Linked DNA regions of Homo sapiens: region 1 is linked to region 2. A link is an interaction called in ENCODE POLR2A ChIA-PET data of the cell type or tissue named here. Cell type or tissue: PC-3. All regions are shown on one strand. Each heading gives the region's core, and the rest is flanking DNA. Links, peaks and the distances in the headings are about the cores only. Region 1 has its middle 130 kb from the start of MAGI3. Region 2 has its middle 70 kb from the start of MAGI3.

Evidence for each region. Peaks named below come from ENCODE experiments on the same cell type or tissue, not always from the same donor. Only the 100,000 strongest peaks of a DNase experiment are listed, where the experiment ranks them.
Region 1: POLR2A ChIA-PET joins it to region 2 with 9 read pairs; 2 of 35 experiments call an interaction of 5 or more read pairs at or near these places.

The regions. Positions count from the first base shown.
Region 1 is chr1:113,258,756-113,263,160 of GRCh38, reverse strand. No RefSeq gene overlaps it. Among named protein-coding and RNA genes, the nearest start is that of MAGI3, 130 kb to the left of the region's middle. In PC-3, for the core only: no CTCF peak of the experiment used is centred there; no DNase peak of the experiment used is centred there; H3K27me3 peaks cover 756 bases.
Region 2 is chr1:113,318,667-113,323,071 of GRCh38, reverse strand. No RefSeq gene overlaps it. Among named protein-coding and RNA genes, the nearest start is that of MAGI3, 70 kb to the left of the region's middle. In PC-3, for the core only: no CTCF peak of the experiment used is centred there; a DNase peak (open chromatin) is centred at 2,591.

The DNA.
Region 1 (4,405 bases), core at 166-4,165, 60 kb after region 2:
CAGGCTGAGAGCTGGCCTGGAGCCATTTTGAAGTCGGCCTGACAGAACCACCTGGAGGTCTGCCTAGAAAGGGCTGCTGCCTAGAGGGGGCTGCTGGGAAACTGGGGCTGAGGAGGGTGTCATTCAGAGGAAACTGCATCACAGGAAATGCTGCTGAAAGTTCCCAATGGAGCCTCCCAAGAACCCACAAAAAAAGTCCGTAAGTCAGCTTTAAAACAGGTGTCCAAATTGTGAAGCACTATTGGGATAGTACTAGTCAAATAAGAACTTCCCTGCTTTCTTCCTTTCCCCCTCTTCAGCCACAGAGAGGCCAGAAATCCCCGTTGGTTAGAAGGCTGAGGAGAGGGGATGTGTCAGTCAAGTGAAAGAGAAGCTGCAGCCCTCCTTTTCCTCCCACCTGCAGAAGGACCTAACAGAGAATAGAATAAAGTTTAGCTTCCAATTTCTTTTATTTTTTTGAGACAAGGTCTCACTTTGTCATCCAGGCTGGAGTGCAGTGGAGTGATCTCGGCTCACTGCAACCTCCACCTCCCAGGTTCAATTGATTCTCTGCCTCAGCCTCCCAATTAGTTGGGACTACAGGCATGCACCACCACACCCAGCTAATTTTTGTGTTTTTTTGTAGAGACGGGATTTTGGCGTGTTGGCCAGGCTGGTCTCAAACTCCTGAGCTCAAGTGATCCACCTCCTTCAGCCTCCCAAAGTGCTACGATGATAGGCCTGAGCCACCGTGCCCAGCCTAGCTTTGAATTCTAATCATTATGTTGGCCCTGCACACTATTAACTATTGAATTAAAACTATGAGCAGGGAAAGAACTTGCCCCATTTTAGACGCAGTGGAAGTCCAAAATAAAGTCTCTTTCTCATTACACTTCAAGAGTCCTCCTTGTTCAGCATTCTGGTTACACACAGATGAAGACACCTTCACTTTGTCAGTCTCTTGCTTTAAAAGCTCCCTTCAGTGCCTCTTTCTTCACTTTTAGATGAAATCCAGACTCCTGAGCATAGAGTTTGATGTCCTGTGTTATCTGAGCTCGTCTATATTTTTCAACAGAACCTCCCACAATTCCAAAAAGAGAACATTTGACTCCAGTCAGGTGGTCCTCTACGTTTTTGTGCTAAGCATTTTTTTTTTCATTTAATCCTCACAACAACCTTTTGAGATTGGTACTATTATTACCTTCATTTTACAGATGCAGAGTCTGAAACTAGCTAATAAAACAGAGAGGCTGTGATTGGAGCCCAGGAAGTCTGACTCCAGAGCAAAGCGTACTGCTTCCTCTCCTTATATTAATATATTCTTTGCTCTCAGCCTACTTTTGGCATGTCTTCCTGCCTCTCTTTCTTCTGCTTATGCCATCCCAGATATCTTTCAAATCTGCTCAAACACCTCCTCCTCCATGAAGCCTTCCCTAATTTCTTTTTTTTTTTTTTTTCTTTTTTTGAGACGGAGTCTCGCTCTGTCGCCCAGGCTGGAGTGCAGTGGCGCGATCTCGGCTCACTGCAAGCTCCGCCTCCTGGGTTCACGCCATTCTCCTGCCTCAGCCTCCCGAGTAGCTAGGACTACAGGCACCCACCACCACACCTGGCTAATTTTTTGTATTTTTAGTAGAGACAGGGTTTCACCGTGTTAGTCAGGATGGTCTCGATCTCCTGACCTCGTGATCCACCTGTCTCTGCCTCCCAAAGTGCTGGGATTACAGGCATGAGCCACCGCGCCCTGCCGGAAGCCTTCCCTAATTTCTACACAGTTATCTCTATTCTCTGAACTCAAAACATTTCATCTGTGCCAAGGACTTCAAAAGTTAAAGTCATGATGTTTGTGTCTCTATTGTCGTTTTGGGCATGTCATTTGGGCAAACCCATGTATGTTCCTTCCAGAATAAGGGTCTATGTTCCATGCTCTTCTTATATTCACCAGGGCAGTGGCTCTCAAACTTTAGTGCACATAGGTAGAAACAGACAGTATGCAAAATAAGAACTGTACATGATGTTTAAATGTTCTAAAAGATGCTAGACCTCATCAGAATAAGAGATATGCACCATTTCACTGACTGTCACCACCCAGATAAGCAAAAATGTGAAAAAAAAAAAAAAAATTCTGATGACAAAGCTATAGGGAAAAGGGACCTCTCATACACTGCTGGTGAGAATGCAAAAAGATATATCCCTTAAGGAAGGAATTTGGCAGCATCTAGCAGTATTATATGTATGCTCTTTTTGACCCAGTAGTCTCAGTTTGGGGACTCTATCCTGAAGATACACAGGCAAAAATCTGAAATGCTGTGTGTTCAAAGCTATTCTTTACTATTTTTACTATTTATAAAAGTGAAAGACTGGAAAATATGTCAATGTCAATCGGTAGAGGACTTGTTAACTGTGGTACATCCATACAAAAGAGGACGGTGCAGGGATGAGGAAGGATCACTACAGGATATTCTGGATGATCTCCAGGATCTATTGGTAAGTAAACACAGCGAGGTGAAGAGAAATGTGTGTGATATGCTACAATTTATGTTACAATTTATGCAAGAAAGGAGGCAATATGACTATTTATACATTTGCTTGTGTTTTCCAAAGGAAACAATGGAAGATTAAATTGAAAACCAACAAAAATTGCTATCTGTGATGGAGGGGAAATCAGTGGGGAGGGAACTGGGGTCAAAGATGGACCTCCCTGAAAGTATCTTGGTTTATGTTTTGACTTTGGAACCAAGCATTTTACATAATTCAAAAACAAAATTAACCAAAAGAAAACATTAAAAACAAATGGAAATAGTTATGTATGTATGCTGGAATTAAACAATTAAGTAAATGGTTGGCAGCCAGGTTTCTACTGTTGGGGTGGGAGGTTTCAGATAAGCAAGGGGAAGAAGCCAGAATGAGCCACACAGCAATGGCTTAGAGTTGGAGACATTAGTATGAACTCATGTCTAGCTGAATATAGACACAGATGCTTACACATAGAAATACTTAGAGATATGCGTATATGCACAAGTTAGTCTACATGCATATATTTCCTTGGCCTGTCAGCTGAGAGGAGCTAGAAGCAATGACACCCCAGTAGCAACAAACACATCTAGCGCCCAGATCTTAGTTTCTGATACCATTATCCAATGAGGGGAACCAGAGCTCCCTGTAGAAATGGCTGATTTTAGGATTGGGTCAGGAAAACTACAAGATAAGCCTGGAGCATCTTGTAGTACCAGAAAGTAAGAAAGTGCTCAAAAAGAAAAAAAAAATGAAGGGGTCATGTCTAAAGAACACAAAAGTCAATTGAAGCGCTCCCAATGGCTAATGCTGAACCAATTTGAGCAATAAAATAAATAAAATAGAATTGGGTTATAACTCAAAGTATTCAGTAAATATCTGAGTCCATACTGATGTAAATAAATTTTTAAATAAATAATAAGAGACAAATCTCACATGCAAAAGAATTCCAAATAATGTATGGAAATATCCACCTTCAATGAGATGGAGCATAATTCCCTATTCCTTATGTGTGCGCTGTGCATAGTGACTTTCTTCCCACTCCCCCCAAAAAAAATACAGAAAGGGTGGGAAAAAAGTAACTTTACAGTGGAGAAACCTGACCAACACTACCTCAGCCAGGTGATCAAGGTCAACAGCAACAGTGATAAGTTGTCATGTTGATACTATGTACCTTTGATATGTTATGAAAATAGCACTTTATCTCTGTTGTCTTCCTCCCAAAACCACATAATTCCAGTCTCATCATGAGACAAATATCAGATAAATCCCAGCTGAGGGACATTTGACAAAATACCAGACCAATATTCCTCAAACTGTCAAGGTTATCAAAAACAAAGTCTGAGAAACCATCACAGCCAAGGAAAGCCTAAGCAGACATGATTTCCAAATGTCCTGGAACAGAAAAAGAACATTAAGTAAAAACTAAAAAAATCTGAATAAAGTGTGGACTCCAGTAATGTATCAACATTGGTTCATTAATTGTGGCAAAAGCACCACATTCACATAAAATGTAAATAATAGGGTAAACTGGGTGTGAGAGAGATGAGAACTCTTTGTATTATCCTCATCATGTTTCTGTACATCCGAAACATATGAAATAAAAAGTTTACTTGAAAATCTAAAACGAATAAACCTAGCTATATACCAAGTTGATTCTATAAACATAAAGAGAATTATTTTAAGTGATTTTGAAACAAATATACACACATATATTTTGAGGACAAATATACACACAAAGAAATTTTTATTGCCTTCAGTATTATTATGCTAGTTGCAATATTGGTATTTTGTACCAATTTGGAGAAAGAGAAAGAGAGAAAATACATAACTATGTTAATATCATTAGGAGCCAAGCTTTTCAGCATAAGAGAAAAGGAATAAAAATATAAAACCGAAGTATATAAAAATATAA
Region 2 (4,405 bases), core at 206-4,205:
GCAAATATGTAGTAAGTAACTGATATATACTAGTTCCTGCTCTAGGCAGTAGAAATACAACAGTGAACAAGGCACATAAATTCCTACTGATATAAAACTGGCATGAGTTGGGGGAGTAAATTATAAAAAGAATCACACATTCATATGTATAATATAATGTTAGCGTTAGATGATATGAAATAAAATAGAGCAGGGTAAAATATACAGTCGAGCATGGAGCAGGATAGATAATGCAGCTGGAGAAGGCCTCTCTGAGATGGTAGCATTTGAGCAGAGACTTGAATGAAAAGAAGGAGCAAGCCCTGCAAGCATTTGGGAGAAGAAATTCCAGACAAATAAAAACCAGCACAAACGCCCTGAGATGGGAATGCACATAGTATGTTGGAAAACACTGAGAAGCCAGTGTGGCCAGAGAGCAGTGAGTAGTAGGAAATGAGATCAGAGAAACAGTCATGAAACCAGGTATTTCAGGCCTATAATTATAGGCTGAGGTAAAGCATTTTGATTTATTGTAAATGTTATAGAAAACTATCAGAGGACCTTGAGCCAGAGAATGACATGATTTGGCTTACATTTTATAAGGACTAGTTAAGGGGCTTCTATGGAGAATTGATTGTAGGAAGGACAAGGTAGAACCAGAGAGATAAGTTAGGAGGCTACTGTCATGGTCTAGTTCAGAGGCAACGGTGGTAACAGTGGGTGAGAGTTTCAGAGAGACACGGTGTAACTTTGTATAAGGAAAACCTCCAGTTATTACAACTGTCCAAATATAGAATGGTCTGGGTGCTAGAGATGAGATTTCTATATTGGGAGGGGTTTGGTCTAGGACAGGAATCAGCAATCTATGATCCAAAGCTGGCCCACCATCTGTTTTTATAAATAAAGTTTTATTGAAATACAATTATACTCATTATTGTCTATGGCTACGTTTGCACTACAAAGCAGAGCTGAATAGTTGCAACAAAGAACATATGGCCTGCAAAGCCTAAAATATCTGTTTTCTGTCTCTTTACAAGAAGAGTTTGTTGATCCTTGATCTGGAAGACTCCTCTGGTTCTTCCTCCCTTCCAGAGTTCCTAGAATTCCATATGTAATTGTTCACTTGACATTTTTATGTTATCTTTGTTCCATGTGGGTAGTAAAGACTTCACAGATGGGAAGCTTGCTTTCTACTTCTTAAGTAGGTCTTTCTATTGCCTAATTGTGAACATTTGGCAGTTTCTTTAAACTACACTCTTAATTGGGAGGTCAAGTATAGAGGTCATTATCACTTTGTAAAGAAAAAAAATTGTTCCAAGTTTCTGAGTACATTACTATCTAATATTTTCCTATAGATAAAGAGTGTATGCCATTGGCAATACCTATGAGTTAGCTTAGCAGTTGCTTAACAAAGTCATCTTGATAATTTTAAGAATGATATATGGGGTTAAGAATCAAATGTTTGAAGCTCAAGGGAAGATCTTTTTCCTGGCAATACACGTGGACCAAGGGTAATAGAAACAAGTACAGTAACTTAGCAGCCAAAAGAGGTTGATCCAGCTCTCTGGCTTCTTCTGAAGAGGCAAACAGGTCATATGTTTGGAGAAGTGAAGGAATTGCATACCTAAATAGACTATTACATTTCTTTTAATGAATGACAGGAATGTTTGTACAAGATACAAACCAATCTTAGTTATCCAACAAAAGGCAGCAAGAGCTTCAAGTCTACCATGCAAATCCCTGGAATTTGATTTGCAAGTAATTCTTATTCTCTCACACGAGGGCATTGGAAGAACAACAGTGCTGAGCAAGAGCAGAAATTCTTCATAAGAATTCTAAGAAAGAGAGAAAAGGGGAGTTTCTTACGTAACAATAGGTGTGAGAACAGAGAAAAGGGGGGCAAGAGGGTCACTATAGGCACCACTGATACTTATGGTGAGCTAATGCCATGCTGCTAGCTTTCCAGAAAGCAGAGACTCCCTTTCCCTTTGCCTCTACTAACAACAATATCAGATGAACTTCTATTTTGAAAAATGCTATCATTAGGCATTAGGACCAATTATGAGGAATGGATTTTTAAAAATTGAAATTCATTTTCATCTCTGAATCTACACACAGACACACAGACATACACACACACAAACACACACAAGCAGCTTAGACAATTATTCAGACAATTCAGACAAAAATCTCAAAATCTGTTACTTGTTCTTTATCTCCTCTAATTATCAATACTGATCATATCAACTAGACAGGCCATTGCTCTCCTCTCTTCTCTCTATTTTGTGTTCTTTGTGTAGAAGCATAATATTAATAAATAGATTGAAATCCTAACGCAGTATTCACTGCTGGTTTCAGGGGTTGCCTGGGGTCATCATTTGGGCAATACTCCAAAATTATTAGTTCCCTCTGGATTTTTAGTGATATAGCAACCTAATCAATTTTAAATAGTTTTATAGAATATTAATATCAGTGTTGCATAAGAACCTTTACTTCTGAAGCTTAGCTTTTAAAAATTCTTCCTAGAGCACCCTTCTTCAAACATATGTAGGCTAAAAGCTATTTGATATGTGACTGATCATTTATGTATACACACCCATGTTTACCCAGTGCTTCTGAATCACTTATGACTAATTAATCTAGTTAACCATTACAGGCTGCATAGCAAGTGATACTACAAATACCACCTTGTATTTTTTTACATAACAGAGGCAGAGCACTGGCAAAGGAGTTGTAAAAAACACTTCACCAAGCAACCTGGGACAGGCTGCTGGACATCTCTGAGCTTCTGTTTTTTTCTATCTACAAAATGGAAATATGTATGTATTTCCATTTTATCTAACTATATGTTTGTACCATTAACCTTTCCCACTCCCTGCCTACATTATTCTTTCCAGCCTCTGGTAACCATCATTCTACTCTCCATCTCCAGGAGTTCAATAGTTTTAATTTCTAGCTCCCACAAATAAGTGAGAACATGCAAAGTTTGTCTTTCTGTGCCTGGTTTATTTCACTTAACATAATGATCTCCAGTTCCATCCATATTGTTGAAAATGACAGGATAAATATGTATGTATTTCCATTTTATAGATACATATATATGTATTTCAATTTTATAAATATATAAATACATATGTAATATATATATATATCCTACTAGATGAAATTATTTTAAGATCATGATTCTGAATGGACTAATTACAAATGGATAGCACAGACAGGATTATTATTATACTATTATAGAATACCTTGCTTTATATTAGACCCTAGACTTCCTTGGAACAATTCTATGTCTGGCAAAAAGCATGGTCATTATTCAGTAATGGTCTTAGTAAGAAAATATTGAGTCAATAATTATGAATACCAAGATTCAATTTTTAAAAAAATTTTTTATTTTTAACTTTTCTGCTTATATAGTAGGTATATATATTTATGGGGTACATGAGATATTTTGTTACAGGCATACAATGCATAATAATCACATCAGGGTAAATGGAATATCCATCATCTCAAGCATTTATCCCTTTTTTGTAACAATCCATTTATACTCTTTTAGTTATTCAAAAATATACAATAAATTATTGTTGAGTGTAGTTATTCTATTGTGCTATCAAATACTAGATCTTATTCATTCTATCTAACTACATTTTTGTAACCACTATCCTTCCCCCTTCCCTCACCCGACTACCCTTCCCAGCTTCTGGTAACCACCATTCTACCCTCTATCTCCATGAGTCCAGTGGTTTTTATTTTTTGCTCCCACAAATTGGTGAGAACTTGCAAAGCTTGTATTTCTGTGCCTGGCTTATTTCACTTAACATAAGACTTCCAGTTCCATCCATGTTGTTGCAAATGACAGGAAGTCATCCTTTTTTTATCACTGAATAGTACTCCATTTTGTATAAGTACCATTTTTTTTATTATACTTTAAGTTCTAGGGTACATGTGCACAACGTGCAGGTTTGTTACATAGGTATACATGTGCCATGTTGGTTTGCTGCACCCATCAACTCATCATTTACATTAGGTATTTCTCCTAACGCTATCCCTCCCCCAGCCCCCCAGCCCCCAATAGGCCCTGGTGTGTGATGTTCCCCTCCCTGTGTCCATGTGTTCTCATTGTTCAACTCCCACTTATGAGTGAGAACATGCGGTGTTTGGCTTGCTGTCCTTGTGATATTTTGTTGACAATGATGGTTTTCAGCTTCATCCATGTCCCTGCAAAGGACATGAACTCATCCTTTTTTATGGTTGCATAGTATTCCATGGTGTATATGTGCCACAATTTCTTTATCCAGTCTATTATTGATGGACATTTGGGACATTTGGGTTGGTTCCAAGTCTTTGCTATTGTGAATACTGCCGCAATAAATATATGTGTGCATGTCTCTTTATAGTAGTATGATTTATAATCCTTTGGGTATAT